Linked DNA regions of Homo sapiens: regions 2, 3 and 4 are each linked to region 1. Evidence: chromatin contacts called from ENCODE Hi-C data. All regions are on one chromosome and are shown on one strand. The core of a region is the stretch at or near the end of the contact, and the rest is flanking DNA. Distances in the headings are between cores, read along the strand shown.

Region 1 (4,570 bases), core at 973-3,472:
GTGGCTGGTGCATGGCTTGGACATAAAATGGATATTCTGAAGTAAATTGTTCCTCCTGTCACTATACTACCTTCTTAAGAACAAATCCTGTGTATAAAGTGCATGATGTCTTGAAGCATTAGCCAAAACTTTCCTGAATTATTTTCCACATTAAAAAATAACAACTGAAATATAATGTGTGGAGCCACATCCTGTTAGATTTGAAGCCTGAGTCTGAACAGCTTTGGGAACTTGGTGAAGATGGAGGAAGGGGGCAGTTTACTTAGCTACTGGGAAATCACTTGAGGCTCAGGCTTTGAGAAAGTTGGAGTGCAGGGGAGAGGAGCCACAGAAAGCCGAACCTCAGAGGGGACTCCCAGCTTCATTGTAACCAATGATTGAAAAGATGGCACTGAACAAATCCCAGACACAATGGTTATGCATCTTTAATCCACTGGATAGGCTAACTATGGACAGCTCAAATGATCATAAAACAAGTCAATGTCCTCTTAAAATTTCCTACATTCCTATATTATGGGAATGAGAGAGAGAGGAAAATATCAAAACCAAACCATATAGTAGATGCACTACCATGGCAACTAGGTGATGCTATACTTGCATATGGAAGTTATTCAGTAAAATGAAAATGATTGTGTTAGAGCCATAGGCGAAAGTATTGTTTGTGATCTTTAGGGTGTGGGGTTACAATGGACTTCCTATATTTGTGTGTAATGCTTCAATTTTTATAACAAGCATGTAATATTTTTTACATTCTTAGAATTGGGGAAGCTATACAGAGCAGGTATTTTATATTTACCATTTAAAATTATTAATATCTTTAAGCTTGTTAAGGGGGAAAAAAAAGCTTCAATCTGAAACTTTAATTCACCTGGCAAGGTTTAGGCAGTTGTTTGTCCATCTAAAGTATATATTTACATAGACTGCGGGGTGGAGGAAGTAGAACAAAAAAGAGGCAAATTTTAACCTAGAGTACTCAAAGTGAACAGTAAATAGTTCAAGTATTCTTGATAACAATAAGCCACGTGGCACATGTAACAACTACTTTAAAAGTTACTCTAACTTTTACAAAGTTCACATAAAAAGCTATCTCAAAAATCCCAGGAGCCTAAATTCAGTCCATGAACTTTATTTGTTGTGCCATGTTAATTTATGGAGTCTAAATTTCAAGGGCAGAATTTCTTCTCCAATACCTGTAGATTCAAAGACAAAGACAAGGGATCCCACCACTTAGTGTAAGTTTCTCAGTATCTTCTTTCCACTCGACAATGACAAAGTTTTATCAAATGGACCCTTGGGAGTTTGACTTCTCCTCACTATGAATGGTTTGCTTATTGCATGCTAATGTAGAAAAGTTCTCCCACAACTGATCTGCTTAGGGACAGTGTCCCTGGTGCCCTGGGTCAGCCTTTGTAAACAGAACAGGCTTTTCTGTATGCCTTTGAATATGGTCTTTCCGTTTTCTCAAAATTGTAGTGTACTCTGCACATGGTGGGTAGAAACACCCTTCCAGATTTTCTTCCTTGGCCCAAGATCATCTAGGTCTTATGCAATTCACAGGGGAAAGGAGTAGTATGCAGGACATGCGTAAATTCTCCTTACCATGTGGTTCTTTCACATTGCTGTTCCTTTAAGAGAACTCTTAGGCAATTCGGCATATGAAAATGCAGCCTATTGTCAAATTTGTGAATTATAAAGCGTTCCGACCCCACAACATTGTATATTTTGTTTGCTTGTTTCTGTCCGCCCCAACATTTAGAAGTCTGGTACTTAGTAGGGACTGGGCTGGGTAGAAAAAGAATGCGGTCTTAATTCCCACAACCCTGCCTCCTTGAAGTAGGTGAATCCTAAGCCTTTAGAAACGAACCCCCAGAAACCCTAAAACTTAAACCCTCAGAAACCTTGAGGGTCCTAAATAACCTTGTTTGTGAAACTTCGCAGGAAGCAGCCGGTCGTGGAGTCGCAGAGGCTCCAGCGGTCTGGGCAACCTGGAGGGCAGTGGCTCGGCGGGGCGCGCGGGGTTCTAGCGAGACAGGTGCGCGGCCGTGCGCGCCTGCGTGCCGGTCCCTCCTGAGCCCCGCGGCGGGCGCGACCCCGGACGGCGGACTGCAGGCGCTCCACGCCGGGTTTTCCGCCGCTCTCCTAGCACAGACAGTCCCACAGCAGCCCCACAGACACACACGCTCGCGCCCGCGCCTCCTCGTCTGCACTTCAAAGCGAGTGGCGCCCGGCTGCGCCGGGGGGATGGCACTGCGAGGTGGCGGGGCCCCCGGGGCAGAGCTCGAGGGGAAGGACGCGGCGGGTGGCACGGACAGGGACAGGCTTTTGCAATTCGGAATCTTTTCGTAAGGGGGTTGAGGAGGAGCCAGGCAGCGCCGAGGGCCGAGAGGGGCGTGAGGGGGAGTGTTCCCGGAAAGCTGCGGCGTTGGAGCCGCGCTGCGCCTGCCGCCCGAGGAGTTGAGAAAGAAAACAGGAAACGTGGTGGCCGCGCACCCGGCCGCGGCTGATTCATTCACTTCAAGTGCCGTGCAGAAGGCTCGGCAGGCGGGGCGGGCGTGGGGCCGCGGCTCCGGGTTGGGGACCGAGGAGATCCGGCTGTGGACCAGACGCTCCTCTGCGGGGCGGGCACCCAAGCGCGCTCGCCACCCCCTCGCCATCCGCTAGAGCCGGGCTCCTGGACTGGGACTCGGGCCCGCCGCACAGTTGAAAAGTCGCATAGTGGTTTTTCCGCTCGCGTCGCTGTGTGAAAGTTGGCTCGCCGCTCTTTGCACGCCCTCCCTGGAGGCCGACCCGAGACGCCAAGCTGGAGAGACCGTGCCTCCCCGAGGCCGGCCGCCCCGCGAGCACAGCCTCCGCCCCCGTTGCACTGCCGGGCTGGGCAATATGAAGGAGCAGCCCTCATGTGCCGGCACCGGGCATCCGAGCATGGCGGGGTATGGCAGGATGGCCCCCTTTGAACTCGCTAGCGGACCCGTGAAGCGCTTGAGAACTGAGTCCCCCTTTCCCTGTCTCTTCGCAGAGGAGGCCTACCAGAAACTGGCCAGCGAGACCCTGGAGGAGCTGGACTGGTGTCTGGACCAGCTAGAGACCCTACAGACCAGGCACTCCGTCAGTGAGATGGCCTCCAACAAGGTAAGCCCCGGTTCTGCTGTCACTGGTGCCCCCAGGCTGCTGATTCCCATGCCGGCGAGCCACTGGTACCCATAGCCCCGGGAAATAAATTGAGAGGTTTTTTAGGCTTACTGCATGTTGGCTATTCTGCTCCTTAGAGGGAGGTTCCTGTTTCCTTGCTTTGCCTCCCCTAGTCACGCCAGATAAACATTTTCCAAAAGCAATTTGACGTGCTAAATTTAAGTATCTCCCAAGACACAGGGTTCCTAAGTAACACTGAGCCCTTGCAGCAGAAACCCAGTAGGGTCCATGGGCATTGCATGTTTAAAGGTGTTCTTGGGATTCCCGGTTGAAAATAAGAATTGGTGGATGTCTGTGAAATCACTTGAATGTCACCACCTAGGGCACTCAAACTCAGAAGAGTTCATCGAACTTGGAACCTTCACCCTAATTCATCTAGTTGTCAGGGTACCCCGCAAGAACTGAGCCTTTATATATTCAGTTGGCCATACATATCCGCAGGAAACATTAACAGAGTTAGAAGGTTCCTTATGATCATTACTTTTGTTTCCATTAATCTTGGAAAGAAAGCCCAGTTTTTTGAGGTCATTTAGTACAAGGAGGCTTCAACTAGGCATCTGTGCCATATGTGCTAAGGTGCTGGTCTTGGCAGTTAATGGAGTTTTGAGGGCTGAGAAGTAACCTTCAGCCTGGGACAGCCTTAAAATAGCACGGAAGGCAAGGTATAGTGTTTTCAGTTTTGCTGTATTTTTTGGATTTCCTGTTCTTTTTGTCTTTAGTTATGCAAGGAGATAATTGGAATTGTGTATGTTTTTAGTGGCTATTTGCCTGTGCATGTCGTATGCAGATGGCTGAAGGATTCAGCCAGTAAGGACTGGTAATGTTGTGAGACAATTAGTAATAGTTGCCTCGTCAAGATATTTAAGTATTTTTGGCCACCTATTTACAAGGTCAAGAAGGTTATATTATCTTACAGTTCATCTATGTGCACATATCTTTAAATGAGTGATGCTTTTTTTTTTCTACCTTTCTATGGTTTTTATCCCACCTGTTCTCATGCAGTTTTTACAAAAAGGCCACGGCATAACAGCCACTTGATTGTCTTATCTATTAACAGTGCTTTTGTAGGTAGCATTGTCAAGTGAAAAGTTGGCTTCAAATAAATAAAAGGGGCTCTGTAGACACGGCCAGCAGATACTAACCTACCCATATGCACACTGACCTACCCATGTCCACACTGATGATCAATTTTTTTGTCATTTGTGCCTCATTTCTAAATTTGGCACAGCTCCTCATCAGAATGACCAATTATTGCTCTCTTACTGGGACTTTTACCCCCTGCTGTAGCATTAGGCACCTTTATTCTCATCTGAGTAACAAATTCTTAGTTTTATAAAATATAGTTTGTTTTCATAATTTGATTCTCAATAGCAGTAGACAT
Region 2 (4,570 bases), core at 1,378-3,877, 8.4 Mb after region 1:
AAATTAAGAAATACTGTAATTTCATTCTCTCCCAAAAAGTATACACTTAAGTTTGGTGATTCACTGTTATATTTTCAACTAGTAAATCAATGTGCTAATTCTGGGGCTTAGGTATATTGCATATACTGGAATGATATTCACTTTAAATGTTTTGAGATGTATAATGTAATACAGATCCTACGTGTTTTTAAAAGTTCACATCAATTTCAAGCTTTTAAAAATGTATGTACACAAGAAAGCTTCTTTTGCAATTTATATGTTTATAAATGTTTCCATTAGCTAAGATATATTTTGGAATGTGATCAAACAATATTGAATGTCAAGTCCTAACAGCAGGGCTGGTCTAAGGAATTCCCTCTAAGCTAAATCTGGTACTTCTCATATGTGGCTACTGCTCTTTTAAACTACTGTGTCCCTAAAGGGCTAAAAGGAAGAAAATCCTAACTCAACAAGTGAAGGTAGCAAGGCATAGTATTTGAATGGCTACCTTTCATTTTAACTCTACTTCCTAAATTCAAAATTGGATTTGGGTTTGTTTCAAGTTGTTCACAATTTACTAACGAAATGTGCATCTCTCATTCTTCCCCCAAAAGAAAGAAGTCATCCACTCCAGCTACATATAAGTCTCCAATTTCTATACGTGAAAACCGAAATACCACTCATTGAAAAAAAAATGTACAGAGAATTGGCAGGCTGCATGTTTATGTAAACCTTCAGAAAACATGGAAACACGCAGCCCCAACTCACCAGGAAAATCAACACTTCTGATCAAACTATTTTGTGACATTTTATGTCTTTTATACATTTCACTTCATATCCAGTATTCCAGTTTTGCACCGGCGTGCCTGTATCAACCCCAAATCGCCTGAGAGCAATCTAGTACTGTAGCAGAACAGTTTCAACATGAAGAGTTCTGCTCATTGCCTGTGGCGTGGTCCTCGAAACACCTGAATCAAACATTGATTCCCCTCCTCCTGCTATTTAAAACCGAGGGACGTCAGGCTTGGGTAGCAGGTAAAGAAAAGCCACAATAATCAAACAAACAAGCAACCAAAATACCCGAACACGGAACACGCTAAGAACAAAGGAAACACAAGAGTGTGAACAGGAAATGAAGCAACTCTATACACATAAATACCTTCTGGGGCCGCCAACGTAGGTAAAAGTAAAGGTGGAGTCAGAGTATCTGAAATCTGAAACAGAAAGTCCCGTCAAAAGCTACCCCTGGAGTGGATTTGTTTTAACCCCGATCAGGACTTGAGCCCCACATTCGGTGGTGTCAGGGGAGGCCTGGCCGGGCAGAAGGCAAGGGCTAGAGGGCGGCGAGGTCCCTCTGCGCCGCGTCCGAGGGGATGCGGCGCGCCCCCGACTGGGTGCAGCGGGAGGCCGCCCCCCGCAACAAGTGCCGGGTGCCATGGCAACAGCGGGAATTTCCCGATAGGGGAGGCCGGAAGCAGCCTCAGCCGGGCTCGCGGTAGCGAAAGCAAAATCCCGGGGGAGCAAAATGGACGAAAGGCGACCCCCAGGCAGGGGCGCTGGGTGCCTTGGGAATCCGAGGAATCCCTTCTCTTTGCCAGTCGGAGGGGACTAGAGGGAGCCGAAGGGGCCGGAGATGGGCCGAGCGCTGCCCCCCGGGGGTCCTCGGCGCCGGGCGCAGCTTACAAGCGCAGCGCAGCGCAGCAGGCTCCATTCCCGGCCGCCGCCGCTCAGCCCATTGCGCAAACCAACCCCGCTCTGCCGCCGCTGCTGGAACCCAGGAAGCGTGCTTGGAGGCTTCGGGCACTACGCGGGGCTGGAAATACCACGCACTGCCCCTTCGCCTAGACCCCCGCTCCGGCCACGCGGGCTCTGCCCTCAAAGCTGGTGGCTGCCTCAGACTTGGCGGTGGGGGAGGGGAAGGGGAGAGGCTGGCGCCCCCTCCCCCTTTTGGCTCCCGCGCTCGTTGCAGCAGCTGTTGCCAAATGAACCCCAGAATGGGGACGTGCAACCCTCCACCCCACCCCCAGCCACAGACGTCGCGGTCAGAAAACTGGGAAGGGGGCGCTGGGTCCGAGGTTCTGGAAAAGCAAGAACTCACCTGCAAACAGGCAGTCCTTCTCAGCTCTGGACTTCTGGATCACGACGTCGATATCCTTCTGAATTCGCTCTTGCCTTGAACACATCCCCATTAAATAAATCCCTGGAAAAGAAGCAGCCGCTATTTCCACCCCACCCCACCCCCCTCGCACGCTTCCAGCTTTCGTAAATATTCAGTTAAAAATGAAACCTCTGGCCGAGGCAGGGGCTGAAGGCGAAGTGGTTTCGGAAGTGATCCTGGGTGAGAGAAGAGGAGGAGGAGGAGGGGGAGGAGGAGGAGGAGGGGGAGGTCGGCTTTGCATTCCCAGATGTGACCGCCCAGCTGCTGCTCGCCGCTGCTGGATTCCAATTTCCTCCCCTTCTGACAATGGATGGTGATGACACCAAGTCTCACTTTCTCCCTCACCCGCCCGGACCAACGGCCGTGGGGGCCGAGGTGCCGGGGACAGCCAGAGAGCAATCACCGGCTGGGCGGCGGGCGCCGGCGAGGGGCGAGCCCCGCTCCGGCTCACGCGCGCACACCCCTCACGGCTCGCACGCCGGCCTTCCACACCCGCGCACACTCGCGCCCGCGGGCGGCGGCAGCCGTGCCCAGGCTGCTGCAGCGCCGCCCGCCCGCCGCAGACCCTCCGCGCCCGCCGCCTAGTCACCCCGCCGGCCGCGGGCTGCCGGGGCTCGCAGAGTATTAGCCATCCCGGGCGGGAGCCGCTTCTCCCCACACCGACCTCCACTCGCGCCGGGAGCTGAGCGGTCGTGAAGACTCCCTGGGGCTCCCAGCCTTCCCTCTCCGCGCCCCTCCCCCCATCACTTTTATGAATTCGACTCCACTTTCTAAAGGAATTATAGTCTTGTGGCAAACCCAAACCGGAGTGGCTGGGAGGGGGAAAAGGGGGGAAAAGAAAATCTTTAAAAATTAAAAAAATAATAAAACGAACAAATCTTTCCTTATTGCCACATCACATAACACGGAAAAGGCCTTAAAATTACTCCAGACGTGCACCCTCCCCTTCCCTCAGTGCCTGAGTCTTTTTCCTCCAGATCGAAGTAGTTCAGCCCTTTTGGGGCGCCGTTTACGAAACACAGCCCCTTTTGAGGGACTTCCTCCTCTTGAAACTCACCAGTTCTCCCTTCCTAGGTGTTTCTGTTCATGAGAAATGGTCAGAATCAACTGGCACGTTCCAGGGTCTTCCTAAAAGATGGAAACCTGTTTGGCTTGATTTTTAAAACCACCTCCTTTGACAGTCAAGGGAAAGCTACAATCCAGGTGTTCAGAAATGAGATACTGCTCTGATTCTCACTTTCTGTTCTGCCTAAGGACACCCCAGGCTGACGTAGCTGCCCCACCTCTATATTGGTTTATGCCCTAGGAGAGGTCTCCAGCAGGCACTTTTCTTGTTGATCTTTTCTCCACTGAGAAGGCTCCCGCCAGTAGACCATGACTCCTTTTGCTTTGCATACTCAGTGCCATGTACAGTGCCTGGAATACAGGAGGGTGGCCTAAATGTTGGCTGAATGCACGAATGGTCATTTCTTGCAGCCTCTTTTCATTACCCTGTCTCATCACTTTTCTTATCAGCATAAGTGCCCAAGAGTTGCCAAACTGTTTCAGACCCTTAATCAATTTAGTTCTGATTCTGACCGTGACAACATGATGTTCAGCACGGTAGGAATGACTGCCATCCCTGAAGGAGTCTTAAGATTCTGTAGAATCAATGAAAGATCCTATGTTCTAACTCCTTTATCTTTCAGGAAACAAATTACAAAATAATTTCCTTGTCCAGTCATATTCACTATGAGTTACAAAAGGAAACATTCTGCATTATTGAGATCCACTGCAGCCTTTGATGTAGTAAAGCCACAGTCACAACAGTCTATATCTCCTGCTCAGTCCTCTCCTGAAATGCTTCCTGTTTAGGGTAGGACAGGTTCAAGCCCTTTGTCCTTCCTGGATATGTTGCTTTGTGTAGGCCCTTTGGCTGCCAAAAATGCTCTCTTCTCTTCCACATCACCACTGAGAATCATGAGTATTTCTTCTTCCATTATGTGCTTTAATTTCTCTGAAAGGCTGAAAGTCTATTAACTCACAAGAATTTATTTTATAGTTATCTAGCCACAAGGCTTGCATCTTCCAAGTAGAACCCTTACTACAAATAAATGTGAAATAGTTTTAAAGCTACCAAATATTTTTTTGTCTGGATGAGCTCTTAGTTTACTACTCACTCCTTAAAATAGGCCTTCTTGTGACTTGTCCTATATTTGATTTTTTTTTAAGCTTCATGGGCTGCCCTGTTTTGGTTAAACAAAGCTAACCTCACCCTGTTCATGCCCTTAAGGTGTGATGTATTTAATAAATATTTGTACATTTGAAGGAGTAAGATTAAAAAATAAAAACCTATCTAGTATGTATTTCTGCAAGATAAATTTCTCTAATTAAAAACTATACCAACGTAGATCCTTCCAAGGATCTTCCAGGCTAGATCCTTATGGAGCACTT
Region 3 (4,570 bases), core at 1,181-3,680, 6.5 Mb before region 1:
ACTCCTGACCTGATGATCTGCCCGCCTCAGCCTCCCAAAGTGCCAGGATTACAGGCATCAGCCACCACACCCGGCCAACTATTGGCTGTCTTAAAACAATAAATAACTGATTAAGAGGAAAGATTTTCACACCTACTAATTTATATCTGTCTCCGTTATATTAAGTTTATAAGACACTTGTCCGGTAACACTAATATCAGCATTTCGATATTTCTGGATTTTTACATTTCTCCTTACTCGTTTAATTAAAAAAGAACTTGCAAAAATATTCATATGCAACAAAATAGCTAAAGACCAGCATAAAAGCTTTAATATGCAGTCATTAAATACTTAGGCAAAGCACTGTACACCAAGCAATGAAACAAAAAAGGCGTGATTCTGGTTCTTACTTGTTTACAGTCTTAGCAGTGGAGAGAAACATTCATCAATCACATGAATAAATATATAATTAGAAACTGCGGCAAGTGCCATAAATAAAATGGTTACTATGGAAACATTTAATAAGAGGACCAGGAAGTAAAAATGATAATGCACTGTAAGGGTGTCAATATACAACGTTCAAAAAAACAGCTTCTTCAAAATTTGGATACATAAAATTTGAAGGCTACCTGTAAATTCAGTATTGATATATAACTACCTCAGAGTTATGATCAAAGTGCTTCAGAAATCCAGTCCAGACTGGAGAAGTCACAGGCTTCCCAGAGAAGATGATAGCTAAGTGCTAAAGGTTGACCAAAAGTCAGTTCAGTGGAAGAGTTGAGGGAAATTATTCCCGGTAGAAACACCATATCTGGGTAGGAATCCAGAGGAAAAAAAAGTACAAGACCGATTCTCGAGTGATTTTAGAATGGGTGGAGTACAAAGTAAGGGGTTGGGAGAGGAAGGTAATGGAAGATGCACTAAGAAGGTAAGGAGAGATCACATCATAAAGGGCTTTATATGCCATGTGAGGGAGTTTGGGCTTTAATGAAAATAATGAGCTGGGCGCCGTGGCTCATGCCTGTAATCCCAGCACTTTTGAGAGGCCGAGGCAGGCAGATTACGAGGTCAAGAAATCAAGACCATCCTGGCCAACATGGTGAAACCCCGTCCCTACTAAAAATACAAAAATTAGCTGGGCGTGCGCCTGTAGCCCCAGCTACTCGGGAGGCTGAGGCAGGAGAATCGCTTGAACCCCGGAGACGGAGGTTGCGGTGAGCCGAGATAGCGCCACTGCATGCGCTCCAGCCTGGGCGACAGAGCGAGACTCCGTCTCAAAAAAAAAAAAAAAAAAAAAAAAGAGAGAGAAAATAATGACAAATCATTGAAGTTTTTTAAGGGAAGGTGCTAAAGTACGATTTGAGCTTAGACCACATTTAAAATGTCTTAAATACTTAAGGAAAACATTTCACAGAAAAACAAGATAACAAAACAACAAAGACAAGAAAACTTAATCTACCCCTTTTCCCACCCCTTTTATTTGATAATAATTTGTGATTATTCCTCGTTAGTGACAAAAAGACTCAGCCCATCGTATCAAGAGCGTGATTTCAAAACCACAGACTTCGGGTTTTGGATGAAAACAAATCTGTGATCTAGGAAGCTTACGTCATTTTCCCTAGATGCGAAAATTTATTAGTGGAAGTGTCAGAGTTGAAATTATCTTTACCTACCATGATTCGAAATAAGCACCGCCTTCCTCTCGCGCCCCAACACATTAATACATTAACACCACTCCTGAACTAAAGCCTTAAAGAGAACTGGTACCCTTTTGCATACCTAAATAAGAGTTCGAAATTCCAACTTCATGTGGCTGCTGTGGGGAGTAAATGAGAGGAGCCAAACACATAAGAATAGGAAAATGTTAGTTTTAGCATCTGTCATAACAAATCAATGATCAAAAGTGTTAGATATTATCAAAAAGACGTTGTACTACGCTTAAATCACTATTTCGTTAAGACATGCAAGTATGGAGTAGCCAGAAGTGAGAGGACGGCCCTCTGTTCTGAGGGCACAAAACTCCACACATCATCCCTCTTCGGATCTGGCTTGAACCCTCCTACTCAGCGGACGCAGCACTCCAATTCGTCCCGGTACTATGTCTGCAGCTACCTTTCCTCTTCTTGGCCAGTGTTGCCTCCACAGGTAAAGGTCCAACCCAGCGCTCTTCGTTCTCCTCATCGTTCTCCTGGGACACCGCCACTGCTACTGCCAGCTCTCTTTCGCTGAGTTCTGTTTTTTCCGGTTCCTCCGGGTCCCGGCGCCTTCTACGTCTCTGCTGAAAATCGCTACCACTTTCCGCCGCCATGTTGTTCGCATCGTCAGAAAAGGCGCGACACAAAACTCAGCTACCAATCCCAAAGCAGCGGCGCAGTCTTCTGTCAGCGTCCGAGCGAGTTTCGGGATTGGCTGGGGTGGGAATGAGCACATCCAATGGGCATGCAGCGCGCGCAGAAGTCCGGGGCTGGCAAGCGCTTCCTGCGCAGCGCCTAGGCGACCTGGAGTTTGTGACGCTGTGATGGTAAGACCTGGGCCGGGGAGGTTGATATAACGGTTGAATCTTGTGGAGCTCCAGTCCTGAAGGTGAAACCCTTATCGCCGGCCAACTAGATACCTGACTTCCCAGCCGGGCTTTGAGTCCCGTTCTTCTCGGCTTCCCGCGCGCCAACGCAAGCTCCATAACCTCACCAATATTTAGAGAAAGATGGAAGGGTGGGGACAGAAGGAAGTGGTTAACTCGCGGGTTTCCTTTCAGATGCACTAAACATGTTTTCTCTCCTGACCTTTATTCTCTCACACACTCTCTGAAGAAGGTGGTGAGTGCTTGTTACTGTTTCTGGGGGTGGGGTGGAGAAGCAGCTACTTCAAATAACCAAAAGACCTAGGGCAGAACGGGTCACTCTTCTTTCTTCTCTCTGGTATAGGATTTCATCTCCTAGCAGTCATCTGAACTCTTTCTCCTCCTCCTCATCTGTCTTCTTCATTTTTAAAAAATTAGGTAAAAAGCACATAACATAAAATGTATTATCTTAATCTCTTTTTTAAAAAATCAAATACAGCTTGTCAAAATGACCTCCGTAAAACACTTCTTTTTTCTCTGCAATTACTTTTGCACCAACCTAATAAAATCCTCGTCGTAAATCTCTTCTCTACTTTTGCCTTGAGATAGGCACCACGTACAGGGAAGGAACTGCCCCCCCATAGTAGGCACTTTATTTTATTTCAAAGGTTCCCATTATTTGACCATTCTACCTAGCAAGTCTCATTTCTTCTCTGCCCTCTGCTCTCATCAGACTACTTTCTTTTGTGTCTCACAAATTTCCCTTGTTCGTTCTTGCCTCCTACTCTTATGTTTTTATGCTTGAAAGCATCTCCACAGCGATTTAGCCTTCATGTTTACAGCTTCTCATCTTTCAGAGACCAATGCAATAATGAGGATGAAGATGATAATGATAATGATAATAATAATGTAGCTAGTTAACATTTATTAAGCATTATTATGGACTAATTCCTTCCGGGTTGGTTTTTCTAAGCTTCCCTATCCTGAATTCCGATAGTACTTGCAGGCAGTGTTGTATACTTTACCATTTCATAGCACTTCTGACTACCTGAAATCATATCATGTATTTAGTTATCCATTCATTTATATTGTCTGCATGAGAATGGAAGCTCTACAAGTACAAAGACTTTTTCATCTACACAGCTAAAGCCAGTGTCTGACCAATGGCACACATTAACATATTTGTTGAATAAATGAATGTATTTTAGAATTATGTGGGTATTTTTTGCTTATTTCATGTATATTAATCTTTTCCCAATTAATAGTACGAGTTTCTTTAAGTATAGTATTATCCCTAAATAAAGAGATACTGTTTTTCTTCAATAAATGATTAAGTATTGTAGTCCTAACTGGGGACCTCAAAAAGTTGACTTGTTCCCTTTCCAGGAAGATAGGTTTAAGGATACAAAATGTGGGAACGGGAAAAGTTCAACTCTTAAGTGTGTGTGTGTGTGTGTGTGTTTTAATTAAACAACTGAAATTTATTTCTCACAGGTCTAGAGGCTGGAGATTCAAGATCTGGGTGCCATCATTTTCTGGTTCTGTTGATGACCCTCTTCCAGGTTACATACAGCTTACATCTTGCATCCTCAAGCGGTAGAGAGCAAACTCTTAAATGTTTCTATATGTTTTTATTCTACTGCCACATTAAATCGCCAAGCCAGATAATTTGTTGAATATTTATCCCTCACCCTCCGCCCCCACCACATGTGCAGAGTTTTGCATTACTTTTGCATATTGATAATGTATTTTGGTGGTCAGTAAAGAAATATTTATGTTTGACTTTTTCGCTTAAAAATATTCTAAAATTCATGATGACTGATTTTGGCTTTGTGAACTTAAACTGTATCTTATGGGTATAGCAGGTGAGATTTTCAGCCTTCTACTAGTTGACATTCAAATTGTTAATAGCTAACACTGATAAAGCTCTTTATATGCTAGCTACAGTACTTATATATATATATTTATATACTCATTTAATTGTCATAACCCTAGGGAGTATTTAATATTATCTTCATTTTATAGGAAAGG
Region 4 (4,570 bases), core at 691-3,190, 6.0 Mb before region 1:
TTGGTTGGAGACAGAGTTTGTGTCACACTTTTTCTCATAAAGGGAAAGTTGCTCCAGACCAAGCAACAAGGGAGATGTCAAAAGCTGGCTGTTCCAGCTTCTCCCTTGAGTTACAGATCGTCACACAACTCTGAGCACAGGAAGGACCTACAGTGTTCTTAGAAGCAGTAGAGTTGCATGCCCTTTACTAACCAGGCTAACCAATGCAAGAGTGTGTAAGACCTTCTAGGCAAAAGGCCCTGGGAGGCTGAGTTTATTCTCAAACCACCAGCCTTTCTCCCACCATCACGTTCAGTTACCAAAACATACTTACTTTTTTTTTCCTGTAACCTCATTTTAGAAGTGAACAGCTTTCAGTTAAAGTGATTTGCAGGGGATAAATAGAAGTAGGCTCATGCCAGACCTCACAGAGAAGTTCTAGATGGGCCCAGCATGGTGGCTCATGCCTGTAATCCCGGCACTTTTGGAGGTTGAGGCGGGCAGCTTGCCTGGGGTCAGCAGGAGTTCAAGACCAGCCTGGGCAACATGGTGAAACCCCATCTCTACAAGAAGCATAAAAAAATTAGCCGGGCGTGGTGGTGTGTGCCTGTAGTCCAAGGTACTTGGGGGCTGAGGCGGGAGGATTTCTTGAGCATAGGAGGTCAAGGCTACAGTGAGCCCAGATCGCCACTGCATTCCAGCCTGGGTGACAGAGCAAGACCCCATCTTAAAAAAGAGAGAGGGAGAAGATCTGGATGGTTCATGTCCTCTGCTTATCCTGGATATCTAGAATCTTACGGAAACCTTATATTACCCTTTCATGAAGTGGGAAAAGGACTTTAGAGAAGGGGGACAGATTAGAAGGCAGAAAATGCACTAAATAGTGTGACTCTCTCTTCATTTAGGCCCAGTTCTTTCTCCTGTACTTCTCTAGTTTTTTAGTAAAAGAAACAAGGAGACTGGAGCTTGGACTAACAGAATTAGCATGTTCAACATCAGTGTTCCAAAAATCATCAGCCATTTATCTTCATGGGGAGTTTTTCCTTTAGGCGCCAGCTGACTTTCTTTTCTTTGGCCCCTCTTTCTCATTCTGCCTTCTGCCACCAGCCTCCATCTCCACTGCAAAACTCTCCACGTCCCATTCAGGTCAGGGCCTTCCTTCACAGGCACAAAAGCTCATCCTGCAAATAATCAGCTTCTGCCCAGGTTCTCTATCATTAGCAATATAGAAAAGAGCAGAAGCTTTCAAGTTTTGCTCACAATTTGACATATATTTGATCAAATTTTTAGTTTGGGCTTGTATGCTCCACCAACCATCAAACCCTGGCAAATGTAAGTAAGGGTGAAGGGATGGTCTACCTCATACACTAGTAAAAACTGAGAACATCTTAGATGCTCATAAACGGAAATAGTGTTTAAGTACTTGATGATACCTCTACTAAAGGAGTAGATCTTTATGATCTTTAAAGCAATGTTTGAAAAAAGCACAAAAAAGTTTCTGCCACAATATAAGTGAAAAAGGTAGGCTACAAAATGATATAACATGACTAAATGACGTTAAAAACCTGAAGATCTGCTGCAAAGAAAGGGGGTTGTGGGGGGAGACAGGAAGGAAATGCATCAACGTTAACAGAGGTTGAGTCTAGAGGGTGGGGCTTTGGGTGATTACTTTTTTCTTCGTAATTTTCCACCCTTTAAAAGAGCATGTCCTACTTTTATAATTACGGAAAAAAGAAAGAAAACCTTGAGCTTTTGCATTTAACCAGTCCGCAAAAGCAATAAACAAGACGCGCTGTGGCCAGGGAACCCAGCGTTCGAGGGGCCGGCAGCGCGATCTGGCTGTCGCCTGTGGGCGGGGCGCAGTCCCCGGGACAGCCTCCCGGACCCGGGCCCCCAGGCTGCCCGCAACCCTCAAAAAGGAGCCTGTTTTATCTCTGAGCAGAGATGACGTCACCCTAAGGAAACCAGAAAGTGCTGATTAATCATGAAGTCAGAACTAATCCCTGAAAAGAAGTCGGGTAGGGGCGAGGCGCGAGAGTGCCCCAGACGAGATTGCAACCTCAGACGCCGCGACCGGGCTGGGGTCTCGCCCGTCACGCCCAGCCGGGACGCCGGTGCGCCCCGCCCCCACCTCGCGTCTCCCCGCTTCCCGCTTCCAGCTTCCCCCGCGTACTCCCAGCCTCCCGCCTCCCGCCGCCACTAGGTTTCTCCGGCCAGCGGCCTGGGTGGCGCATGCGCAGCGGCGGGATGGCCGGGCCCGCTCCAGACCCTGGCAGTCCACAAGCTCCCAGTCGCCTGCCGTGGTCCCTCCCCGACAGGTTCTTATTGTACCGCGCAGTGGTCGCGCACCGACTAGCTGTGCTTTTAAAGATGATTATCACTATGGCGGTGAGACAGTAGTTTGGCCGAGACCTGTTCCAGTACCCGAGCCAAAAAGGGTGAAGTAGATCCAGGACCGTCACTGGAAGCCACTTCGAGAGAGAGGCCATGCTTCTTAAAGTATGGGTTTCACAGCCGCCAGTTTTTTGGAGGTCTATAGTCACATGTTATTCACAATCTTATTTTTATTACAGTCGGTTAAAAAGGATTTCATCCATTGCTAGAACACTGCAATCCTCAGCTTCGGGGGTAACCAGAAGGCTCTCTGCGCCCGCTGCTGGGAGGTGGCGGGGCCCCGGGTCCAGAGCCAGGCTGGAGGCGGGCGCGCCCCACCGCCCCTGTGATGAGAGACAGCAGGAAAACTGGGCGTCCGGCAGCCCTGGGGCAGAACAGGTTGCTTGTCCCTGGGGAGCCCTCTAAGGGATAAAGGACCTTGGATGCGATCAGTCTTTCTTTGCGGAAAGCCCTCACACCTGTCCTGAGAGATAATTTGCATAAAAGCTGTTTGTGCCCTGGAGGAGAAAAGAAAGTGATTAAAAGAAGGTGGGGAGAGGGGTGGTCTGAGATGTCAGTAAGGATATTGGGCTGTGAAATACGTTGGTCTTATAAGTGGCTCTGCAATATCTTCTAAGAAGAATCCTCTGTGAGGCCAGCCTCTTGTTTTTAGGCTGGTCAAGCAGAAAAGAAGAATGGAAGCCCATTCACTGAGAAGCCACTGGGCCCCCAGGGACACCTCCATCTTGCCTTCACAGCATTTGCTCTTGCAACAGGTTCTTAGATTAATTTGGCCTCGTGGTCAGTCTTGAAGCAGCTCCCACATGTGCCCTGGCAGCTCAGCGCCCAGCTGTCCCGTCCTGTGTTTGTCTAGTTGATTAGGCAAGTGTTAACCAGTGAACCACAGAGGCCCATGGTCCAGTGGGCAGGGTGTAAGAAAGTACCTGGAACACAGAGATGGACGGAGATAGAGCTGGAGTTTGGGCCAGGTGGGCAGCACCGGCACCTCTCAACAATACCTACAAACATATTGCTCTGCTCATTTGTTTTAATCACATCAAGGCTTGTCACAATCTTTCTGTTTTCTTTTCCCTTAGAAAACAAACGTCTCACTAGGGTTGCTTCATGAAGTTCACCAGTACAGTAAGTGCTACAGCACGTTAGATTGCCTTGGCAGGGAGAAGGGCCTTTTATCTGCTTTGGATCACTGTTGGAGTCTCAGGCCTTTAAATCTTTTGAACTCACATCCATTGTTCCACACTAGCTGCTACTGATTCTACAACCCCTGTTCTCGCTTGATTATATTTCTTTGGATGAAATATGATATCTTTAATGTTTTTTGGGATCAAGGGTCTGAGTGTGGGGAGAAGAGGCTCCTAAGCCACAATCAGCAGCTTGATTCCCTATCACCTGTTTGGAGCTCATGGTAACCAGAGTCAACAACTAACAGGATTTAGGAGAAACAGCAGCAGGTTTATGTAGCTCAGAAAGATAGTCCAGTTCCAAGACATGGGAGGAATAGATAGGGATATTTGGTAGCTGCTCAAATCAGAGCTTCTCAAACTGGCATTCATCATCAGAATTACCCAGGAAACTTTAAAAAATATCGAGTCCCAGAGTTGGGAGTGGGACAGACATCTGTGTTTTTCGAAGTTTTTGAGTGATTCTAACATCAGCCAGAGCAGGGCCTCTGGCTTATGGCTTGGACCACCTCAAATCAGCAGCAGCACCCAGCTTAGGTGACGCAGCATACGTGGGGTTGGGGTTGCTTTTAGAACTGTAGAAGACTGATCCCTGGGGAGCCCTCTGAGGGATCAAGCTAAGAGCTTCCCAGGTTTCAGAGATACGTTTGGCCCAGTCTTCTAAAATTCTAGCCCTGCTATTGGAGATAGCCTTAATACCGGGGACTCAGAGCAGAAGGGATCTGGGAAGAGGACAGAAGCATCTAACCTCCTGAGTAACCAGTAGGAAAAAGCTTAGCAGGTACCTAAAACACAGAGAGAGGGTTTTGGGCTCTGGTCCAAGAACCACCAGTGGCGAGAGTAACAGGAGGATCCAAGATGGCTGCACAGCTCTGCTGAGCATATATCCATTTGGTTACCTGCTCAGCCAGCAAAGACGAGATGTAAGGTAAAGCTTATAGGAGTCTGGAACCCAATATTAGACAAGGATTCTATACTACTCAAGCTTTGGCTGAAGGAGGAAATAATATTAATAA

Evidence for each region. A loop is a pair of places that touch in the nucleus more often than their neighbours do. Pooled maps may share reads with other maps.
Region 2: a pooled map shows a loop between it and region 1 (8-fold over the local background). The contact joins the promoter of PARP8 here to the promoter of PDE4D-AS1 in region 1. A Hi-C loop is called at or near these places in 5 of 50 pooled maps.
Region 3: a loop to region 1 is called in a pooled map, with 8 times the contacts of the local background. The contact joins the promoter of CENPK here to the promoter of PDE4D-AS1 in region 1. A Hi-C loop is called at or near these places in 4 of 50 pooled maps.
Region 4: a loop to region 1 is called in a pooled map, with 9 times the contacts of the local background. The contact joins the enhancer-like site here to the promoter of PDE4D-AS1 in region 1. A Hi-C loop is called at or near these places in 3 of 50 pooled maps.

The regions. Positions count from the first base shown.
Region 1 is chr5:59,037,418-59,041,987 of GRCh38, reverse strand. PDE4D-AS1 (PDE4D antisense RNA 1) reads right to left here and starts at 2,222. Exons shown (of 2, transcript NR_198970.1): 1 at 1,918-2,222. PDE4D (phosphodiesterase 4D) reads left to right here. Exons shown (of 15, transcript NM_001104631.2): 6 at 3,017-3,129. RefSeq lists a silencer at 2,784-2,853.
Region 2 is chr5:50,664,694-50,669,263 of GRCh38, reverse strand. PARP8 (poly(ADP-ribose) polymerase family member 8) reads right to left here and starts at 2,627. Exons shown (of 26, transcript NM_024615.4): 1 at 2,078-2,627; 2 at 1,139-1,193. The coding sequence starts at 2,168. RefSeq lists silencers at 1,503-1,832, 2,525-2,584, 2,635-2,784 and enhancers at 805-2,004, 1,440-2,352.
Region 3 is chr5:65,561,028-65,565,597 of GRCh38, reverse strand. It overlaps CENPK (centromere protein K), which reads left to right and starts at 2,430. Exons shown (of 11, transcript NM_022145.5): 1 at 2,430-2,500; 2 at 4,034-4,135. It overlaps PPWD1 (peptidylprolyl isomerase domain and WD repeat containing 1), which reads right to left and starts at 2,302. Exons shown (of 11, transcript NM_015342.4): 1 at 2,092-2,302. The coding sequence starts at 2,287. RefSeq lists enhancers at 1,853-2,513, 2,654-2,793, 2,514-3,175.
Region 4 is chr5:65,033,166-65,037,735 of GRCh38, reverse strand. No RefSeq gene overlaps it. Among named protein-coding and RNA genes, the nearest start is that of CWC27, 270 kb to the right of the region's middle. RefSeq lists a silencer at 2,096-2,145 and an enhancer at 1,706-2,222. Within about 2 kb of position 1,940, at least 41 of the 41 ENCODE cell types and tissues checked have a DNase peak (open chromatin) inside an H3K27ac peak, as active enhancers do.